Regions from separate parts of the Homo sapiens genome. Here region 1 is linked to region 2. Evidence: read pairs that join two places in POLR2A ChIA-PET (ENCODE). Cell type or tissue: GM12878. All regions are shown on one strand. Region 1 overlaps KDM2B (lysine demethylase 2B). Region 2 overlaps CAMKK2 (calcium/calmodulin dependent protein kinase kinase 2).

The links. ChIA-PET counts read pairs that join two places held together with the same protein. Peaks named below come from ENCODE experiments on the same cell type or tissue, not always from the same donor. Only the 100,000 strongest peaks of a DNase experiment are listed, where the experiment ranks them.
Region 1: POLR2A ChIA-PET joins it to region 2 with 7 read pairs; 3 of 35 experiments call an interaction of 5 or more read pairs at or near these places.

What each region holds. Positions count from the first base shown.
Region 1 is chr12:121,558,796-121,562,795 of GRCh38, reverse strand. All of the region lies in intron 4 of KDM2B (lysine demethylase 2B), which reads left to right. Among named protein-coding and RNA genes, the nearest start is that of KDM2B-DT, 20 kb to the left of the region's middle. In GM12878, no CTCF peak of the experiment used is centred here; a DNase peak (open chromatin) is centred at 2,265; H3K27ac peaks cover 1,536 bases.
Region 2 is chr12:121,288,700-121,292,699 of GRCh38, reverse strand. All of the region lies in intron 1 of CAMKK2 (calcium/calmodulin dependent protein kinase kinase 2), which reads left to right. Among named protein-coding and RNA genes, the nearest start is that of CAMKK2, 6.0 kb to the left of the region's middle. In GM12878, no CTCF peak of the experiment used is centred here; no DNase peak of the experiment used is centred here.

The sequences.
Region 1 (4,000 bases), 270 kb before region 2:
TCGAACCTCACAGCTGGTAGGCAGTGGAGCCAGGACTGCACCTGGCCCTGGGTGTCTTCAAAGCCCATGTTATCTCTTTCCCCTCCTCCTCCCCCCTCTCTTCCTCCTCCTCTTTCTCTTCCTCCCCCCTTCCTCCTCCTCCTCCTCCATGCTTTCTTCCCTTACAGATTTACTGGGTGTCTGTATGGTGTCTAGCCTGGTGCTAGTCAGGAGCTGTGGATCTTGCCCTTGATGGACTGTGTTTTGGAGAAAAACTAAGTTCTCACCCCTTGGAAATCAAAGCTGGCTGACTTGTCCCCAGACTTTTTTTTTGAGACAGAGTCTCACTCTGTTGCTCAGGCTGGAGTACAGTGACCCCATCTCAGCTCACTGCAACTTCCGCCTCCCAGGTTCAAATGATTCTCCTGGCTCAGCCTCCTGAGTAGCTGGGATTACAGGCTCATACCACCACGCCCGGCTAATTTTTTGTATTTTTAGTAGAGATGGGGTTTTGCCACGTTGGCCAGGCTGGTCTCAAACTCCTGGCCTCAGGTGATCTGTTCGCCTTGGCCTCCCAAAGAGCTGGGATTACAGGCGTGAACTACTGTGCTGGCCAGGCCTTTTTAAAGTTTTTTTTTTCCCCAAGACAGAGTCATGGAAAAAAAGTCACCCATGTTGGAGTGCAGTGGCTTGATCTCGGCTCGCTGCAACCTCTGCCGCCCAGGTTCAAGCTTCTCCTGCCTCAGCCTCCTGAGTAGCTGGGATTATAGGCTCGCACCACCACGCCCGGCTAATTTTTGTATTTTTAGTAGAGACAGGGTTTCGCCATGTTGGCCAGGCTGGTCTCGAACTCCTGACCTCAGGTGATCCGCCTACCTCAGCCTCCCAAAGTGTTGGGATTACAGGCATGAGCCACCGCTCCCGGCCTAAAGTTGGTTTAAAATCATAGACTTTTTCCATTTTAAGCTCGGGAAGGAGTCTTAGAGTTCTTCCAGTCCTGCTTCCCCATTTCACAAATGGGAAAAACTGAGGCCTGTAGACAAATTATTTTTGAGTTGCTCAGATAGTGCTTGGCACATCAGAGTCACATGTAGGTTTGACTTTCAGTGATTGGGAGAACACAATGCTTCCAATAGACCCCCAGAAGAAAAGCAACTTGGGGCTGGACATAGATGGGTGTGGTTCCGGGCACATTGAGTTGGATCTCATGAGAGAGGTCAAGGCCAGAGCGGCAGGTAGGGGAGGCATCCAATTGCCAGGACAGATAGAAATGCAGGGAGAGGGGCCAGGCGCCATGGTGCACCCCTGTAACCCCAGCACTTTGGGAGGCTGAGGCGGGCGTATCACTCGAACTCAGGCCTCACTGCTATTTCAAAACAGTAGAGCAGAGTCGGATTTGAACCTGTGACCAGTGCTCTTGCTAATCAGTGCTACCTGTGTGACACGGATGAGGAACAAAATACAAAACCAGTCCAGAAATGTGAGGATGCTGGAGAAGGTTCCAGAACTGTGATGTGGAAGAGTTCTGTGAGCTCTCGGAAGAGCCGGGCTCTGGGGAGTTTGGGGTCGCGCCCGTGTATGTTTCACATTAGCCTTCAAGATGACTTTCAGCAGCCTCGTCCTGGCCCCGAGCCCGAGGCTTTCGGAGCTGACGGATGGAACCTTCAAAGCAGGGGCCACAGGGCCATGGACTAATTTCCGCAGCTGGAACCTGTTGGATGTGTGTGCAGCCCGGGAGCCAGAACACCGATGATCCTGGGGTGGGTGGGCGGCGGAGGGAGGGAGGCTGCTGGCCTGCCTAGGAACTCCAGGCACTGCCCCATGTGGAAAATTTCTCCTGTAACCCACTGACTTCAGGAACCCGAGAGCCCCAGCAGTGTGGATCCCTTGCAGGTCTGAAGGGACGCTTGTCCCTGTCAGCTGCTCTAGGGATGGCTGCTCCTAAAGGCTGGGAGGGCTGCATTCCATTCTTGGCACTGATCTGTCCCCTCCATCCCTTTAGGCTACCTGCCTCCTCCCCGGTGCCAAACCTCTTGCTTAGAGACTCAGCCTGTGTGCCTGGTTCCCTTTGCTCCTGTGGCAGATCAGACCGGGAGGCTGGAGGGCTCATTCTTCATCTCTCAGCTCAGGCCAAAAGGGACTGGCGGCCCCCGTCTCTTCCTCTGCCCCCACTGCCCCTGCCCCTGCCCACTTTATACATTTAAGGGAAGTGATCCGAGTATTCAGGAACTGAAACTCAGTGCCTCGCCCCTGGGAAAGGACCCAAAAATGCCCCAACCCAGTGAATTTCAAAGGGAAACCCCAGGGATCTAGGTCTGAATTCTGAGCACCCCCCACCCACCTCCTGCATCAGCCTGAGCTGCTTGTTTTGTTTTTATTTATGTGTATTTGGCTGTCATCAAAGCTTCTGTTTGAAGAAGGGGTTCTGTGGTGAAGGAAAGAAAAAGTATAAAGTCAGTTTCTTCCTGCCTTTACACACAAGGCAACTGAGTTCTGGAAATGGGTCAGTCCAGGCTGGGTGAGGTGGCTCATGCCTGTCATCCCAGTGCTTTGGGAGGCTGAGGCAGTAGGATCACTTGAGGCCAGGAGTTTGAGACCAGCCTGGTCTCAAACAGAGTGAAACCCTGTCTCTACAAAAGAAAATAAAGCCAGGCATGGTGACTCATGCCCATAGTCCCAACCTCCTTGGGAGGCTGAGGTCGGAGGATCGCTTGAGCCCAACAGGTCGAGGCTGCAGGGAACCATGATGGCACCATTGCACTCCAGCCTGGGTGATAGAGCGAGACGTCTCCTAAATAAAAACATATAAAAACACAGTGACTCCTTAAAATTATTAAATACCCATTTTCAATGATCAAATTTCTACTTGTTTCATATATATATCATAGATGTTACTCCTTTTTTTTTTTTTTTGAGATGGAGTTTTGCTCTTGTTGCTCAGGCTAGAGTGCAGTGGCACAATCTCAGCTCATCTCAACCTCTGCCTCCCGGGTTTAAGCAGTTCTCCTGCCTCAGCCTTCCGAGTAGCTGGGATTACAGGCATGCGCCACCATGCCTGACTAATTTTGTGTTTTTTTTAGTAGAGACGGAGTTTCTCCATGTTGGTCAGGCTGGTCTCGAACTCCCGACCTCAGGTGATCCTCCTGCCTCGGCCTCCCAAAGTGCTGGGATTACAGGCATGAGCCACTGCACCTGGCCTGGTTGAGCTGCATTTTAAGTCTCTTTCACTCTCTGGATTCTCCCTACATCTCCTGCCTCCCTGGTCCCCTCTGTTGCTATCACCGTGCCACTCTGGGTAGTGTTCTGTCACGTCTGTGTTTCCTGCTGCCCCGTGGGGGCTGGACCCCAGCTGTGTGGCATGAACAGGTGACCTGTCCATTTCTGTTTCCCTGGGGGAGGGGAGGTCCGTGAAGCCCAGGTGCCCAACAGAACTGACTTTCCTTCCTCCTCCCACCACTTCCCCTCCCACCCCTCCCATAGACCTGGAAGTCCAGCTTCCAGGACACCTGGGGAGCTGCTCAGAGCTCCCGGCACACTAAGGAAACTCTTCTTAGAACCAAGCCTCCCGACCTTCTGCTCCTAAGACGGTCACTTGGCCTGCCCAGGCCTCTTGCCTATACGCTTCCCCCTATGACTTCAGCCCCAGCTGCTCCCCACAGCCCTTCCCTGGTCTGAGGCAGGCATACAGCTGAGTTAAGCCAGTCCCTTAAGTCCTGACTCCCTTGCATCAGAGGGCGGAGCAGGCTGAGGTGTAGTCAGCGGGGACCCTGGCTTGGCCCTGGCCTGACTGGGAGTCTTGAACACTGGTCCCAAGTGGCATCTGTGATGTGAAAAGCTGCAAAGTAGCGGAGGCCAAGAGGGTGCCTAGGAGGTGCTGGGGAGGGCGGCGATGGCAGTGGGAGGCATGGTTATTCCTCAGAAAAGGAGGCTGGGTGCCATGGTTCATGCCTGTAATCCCAGCACTTTCAGAGGCTGAGGTGGGCAAATCACTTGAGGTCAGGAATTCGAGACCATCCTGGCC
Region 2 (4,000 bases):
TTGTGTCTGGCCTACTGCTATTTTTCTTCCATGTTTTGCTTTCCCACTCACTTCTTCTCTTTGGATGGGGTTAGAGAACCTGGATATGGGGTTCAGGCCGGCTGGCTGCATGGTGCTGCTGCAGCCTCAGCCTTGCGTCTGTGTCTCTTTCCTAACAGTTGAGGAAATTGCATTTCCCTTTTGAAACCGATCTTCTTTCAGGCTGTGCTTGTTGCCTTACTGACCTGTTAGTAGAGATTCGTAAGGGCTTCTTTTTAAAAAAATTGAGGAGGGCTGGGCACGGTGGCTCACGCCTGTAATCCCAGCACTTTGGGAGGCCGAGGCGGGTAGATCACTTGAGGTTAGGAGTTCAAGATCAGGCTGGCCAACATAGCGAAACCCCGTCCCCACTAAAAATACAATAAAAATTAGTTGAGCCTGGTAGCTTGTGCCTGTAATCCCAGCCACTCGGGAGACTGAGACAGGAGAATCGCTTGAACCCGGGAGGTGGATGTTGCATTGAGCCAAGATCGTGCCACTGCACTCCTGCCTGGGCGACAAAGCAAGACTCCTTCTCAAAAGAAAAAAAAAATTGAGGTGAAATTCACATAATATAAGCTTAACCATTTTATTTTATTTTGTTTTATTTTATTTATTTATTTTTTTGAGACAGAGTCTCACTCTGTCGCCAGGCTGGAGTGCAGTGGCGTGATCTCGGCTCACTGCAACCTCCAGCTCCTGGGTTCAAGCGATTCTCCTGCCTCAGCCTCCCAAGGAGCTGGGATTACAGGCATGTGACACCATGCCCAGCTAATTTTTGTATTTTTAGTAGAGACGGGGTTTCACCATGTTGGCTAGGATGGTCTTGATCTCTTGACCTCATGATCTGCCCGCCTCGGCCTCCCAAAGTGCTGGGATTACAGGCGTGAGCCACCATGCCCAGCCCAAACTTAACCATTTTAAAGTGAACAATTCAGTGGCATTTAGTACATTTATAATGTTGTACAACCACTACTTCTGTCTAGTTCCAGAGCATTTTCATCACCCCCAGAGGAAACCTTGTACCCATTAAACTGTCACTCTCTCTTCCCAGTGCCCCTCCCTGCAGCCCCTGGCAACCACCAGCCTACTTTCTGTCTCTCTGGATTTGCTTGTTTTGGACATTTCATATAAATAGAATCATGTAATATATGACTTTTGTGTCTGGCTTCTTTCATTCAGCATCATGCTTTCAAGACTGATCCATGCCATAGTGGCTGTCAGTGCTTCATTCGCTTCTGCGGCCCAGTACTATTCCATTGTGTGGATGGACCGCATTTTGTGTATACATTCATCCATTGATAGACATTTGGGTTGTTTCCACCATAAAGGCGTCTTAAGGCTACTTTGTCCATTCCCGTGTCTCTGTAGCCCCTCAGTTAATGAACTTCTTGGCATAAGACATTTTTTTGTCACTCTGTTTGGAGGGAGCAGGTGATGGAAGAAAGGTTTCTTGAAATCACTCAGGAACCAGTTTCCCAACCCAAGGTTTTCGGGATTCCCTTCATGCACCCTTACCTACCCCTTGCAAGAATCGTGGCTCCCCATTTAAACCCATTGCTGGCCAGGCACAGTGGCTTACGCCTGTAATCCCAGCACTTTGGGAGGCCAAGGCGGGTGGATCACTTAAGGTCAGGAGTTCAAGACCAGTCTGGCCAACGTGGTGAAACCCCATCTCTACTAAAAATTCAAAAATTAGCCGGGTGTGTTGACACGCGCCTGTAATCCCAGCTGCTCTGGAGGCTGAGGCAGGAGAATCGCTTGAACCCGGGAGGCAGAGGCTGCAGTGAGCCGAGGTCAGTGTGACTGCACTCCAGCCTGGGTGACAGAGCGAGACTCCGTGTCAAAAAGAAAAAACCACAAAACAATAACAACAAAACAAACCCATTGCCTCCTGGATCAATTCATGGTCATTTCATTACAATTTTCAGGGACAGTCTTGGTTTTATTCAGTTCCATTCTTTTCAGTTACGATGATTTTTTGTGTGTTTTGAGATGGGATCTCACTCACTCGCCCAGGCTGGAGTGCAGTGTTGCCATCATGGCCCACCGTAGCCTCAACCTCCCAGGCTCAAGAGATCCTCCTGCCTCAGCCTCCTGAGTAGCTGGGCCTACAGCCCTGCGCCACCACGCCTGGCTAATATTTTTAATTTTTTTGTAGAGACAGGGTCTTGCTTTGTTGCCCAGGCTAGTCTGAAACTCTTGGGCTCAAGTGATCCTCCTGCCTTGGCCTCCAAAAGTGCTGGGATTACAGTTGTCAGCCATTACAACCAGCCCTGTTTTGTTAAATGAAGGTCCCCATGTGATTTTATTAGTATATATTTTGTGAGACTTTTTTCCAGGTAAGTAAATCCACAAAGTAGAGAAAAGCAGAGAGATAGTGCCACGGCCCTGTGGCCGTGAGTGGAGTCAGCCCATTCTGTCCTGATAGCTTTGCCAGGAATACCCGCCCAGAAAGCAGAAATGGAAAGCTGGCCTGAGAGGAAGGCCAGCAGAGATCAGCTCCTGAACCCTTCCATGTTCCAGACAAGGGAAGCGGAGTACAGAAAGGAAGGGAGGACGTGATCTTTGCGGAACAATTAGCTTGAGCCACGCTGTGTACTAGGGACTGCCATAGAGAAGATCAACTCTATAGCCACCCTCTTAGGTAGGTCTGGCACCATTTCACAGATGAGAAAATCAAGGCTCAAGGTCCTCTGGGATCTGTATCCTTTCCTGATGTACCTTCTCTTCCTGAGGTCTTAGGCCTCCCTTGGCTCCCCGCCCCGCCTTTTTTTTTTTTTTTTTTAAAGACAGGGTCTTGCTCTGTCTCTCAGGCTGGAGTGCAGTAGCATGATCTCAGCTCACCGCAACCTCTGCCTCCTGGGTTCAGGCGATTGTCGTGCCTCAACCTTCCAAGTAGCTGGAATTACAGGCACGTCCCATCACGCCTGGCTAATTTTTGTATTTTTAGTGGAGACGAGGTTTCACCATGTAGGCCAGGCTGGTCTCGAACTCCTGACCTCAGGTGATCCGCCCGCCTCAGTCTCCGAAAGTGCTGGGATTACAGGCATGAGCCATCGCTCCCAACTTTGGCTCCTTGTACTGGCAAATTATGCTCGTTTTCTGATGGAGTGGAGTCCACCTTCCCTGGCAGGTTATGGGATGGAAAGCATTTCCGAATAGTTTTGGGCTCTGAGAAATAAGATTTAGAATTATTATTTGTTTTCTTCCCTGATTGGACCCCTTTCTCAACAAAACCAAGATAATAATAATAAAAAAGACATCTTTAAAATGATGTGAGTTCTGTTAGATTTTGTAGGGAAGACCCCTGGCTGCTGCTTTCCCCGTTGGGGACGTTAGTGATCCAAATGGGAAAGGGATTATTTTAGCTGCCAGTGTTTCGGTTTCAGTCATGTTTGTAGTATTGCCACTGAAGTTTTTTTTTTTCAATTATGAAACATTTTAAGCATAGAGAAAAGCCAAAGTTTTGCTTTGTTTTTTTAAACTGGCTCGCTTTTTGGAAAGCTGGAAGGAGGCCCAGGAGGTGACGGAAACGGGGCAGAGTGGGGCGCCCTGGCTCTGCAGGCTCGACCCTTCACCCAGCCCGCTCTTTTGGTTGGGGTGGGGTGGGGGGATTGGTGCTGGTGACAGGCTATACCCTGGGGAACTGAGAAATACTGGGACTTGGTTCCTGTCCCAGGTGAGTGGTCTCAGAGCCTTTTGGAAAAGATGAACAATTCTGACATCCTTTCCCTTTTGAAAAGGAATGAAAGAAAATGAGAAGATTCTGTAGTGCCCCCACCCCCACCCCACCCCATCCTGAAAGCTGCTGAGCAACTATTTTTATGTTGCCTCTTTTTATCCTGGTGGCTTCTGTAAATAGTTGAGAGATGGCAGTTGCAGAGATAAAAATGCTAATCCCAACCTGGAAAAGAGAGGGATGGTGGTCCTCGGAGGAAAGGGGGGTGGGAGTCAGTGGGGAGGCCAAGGTGTTGCCCCT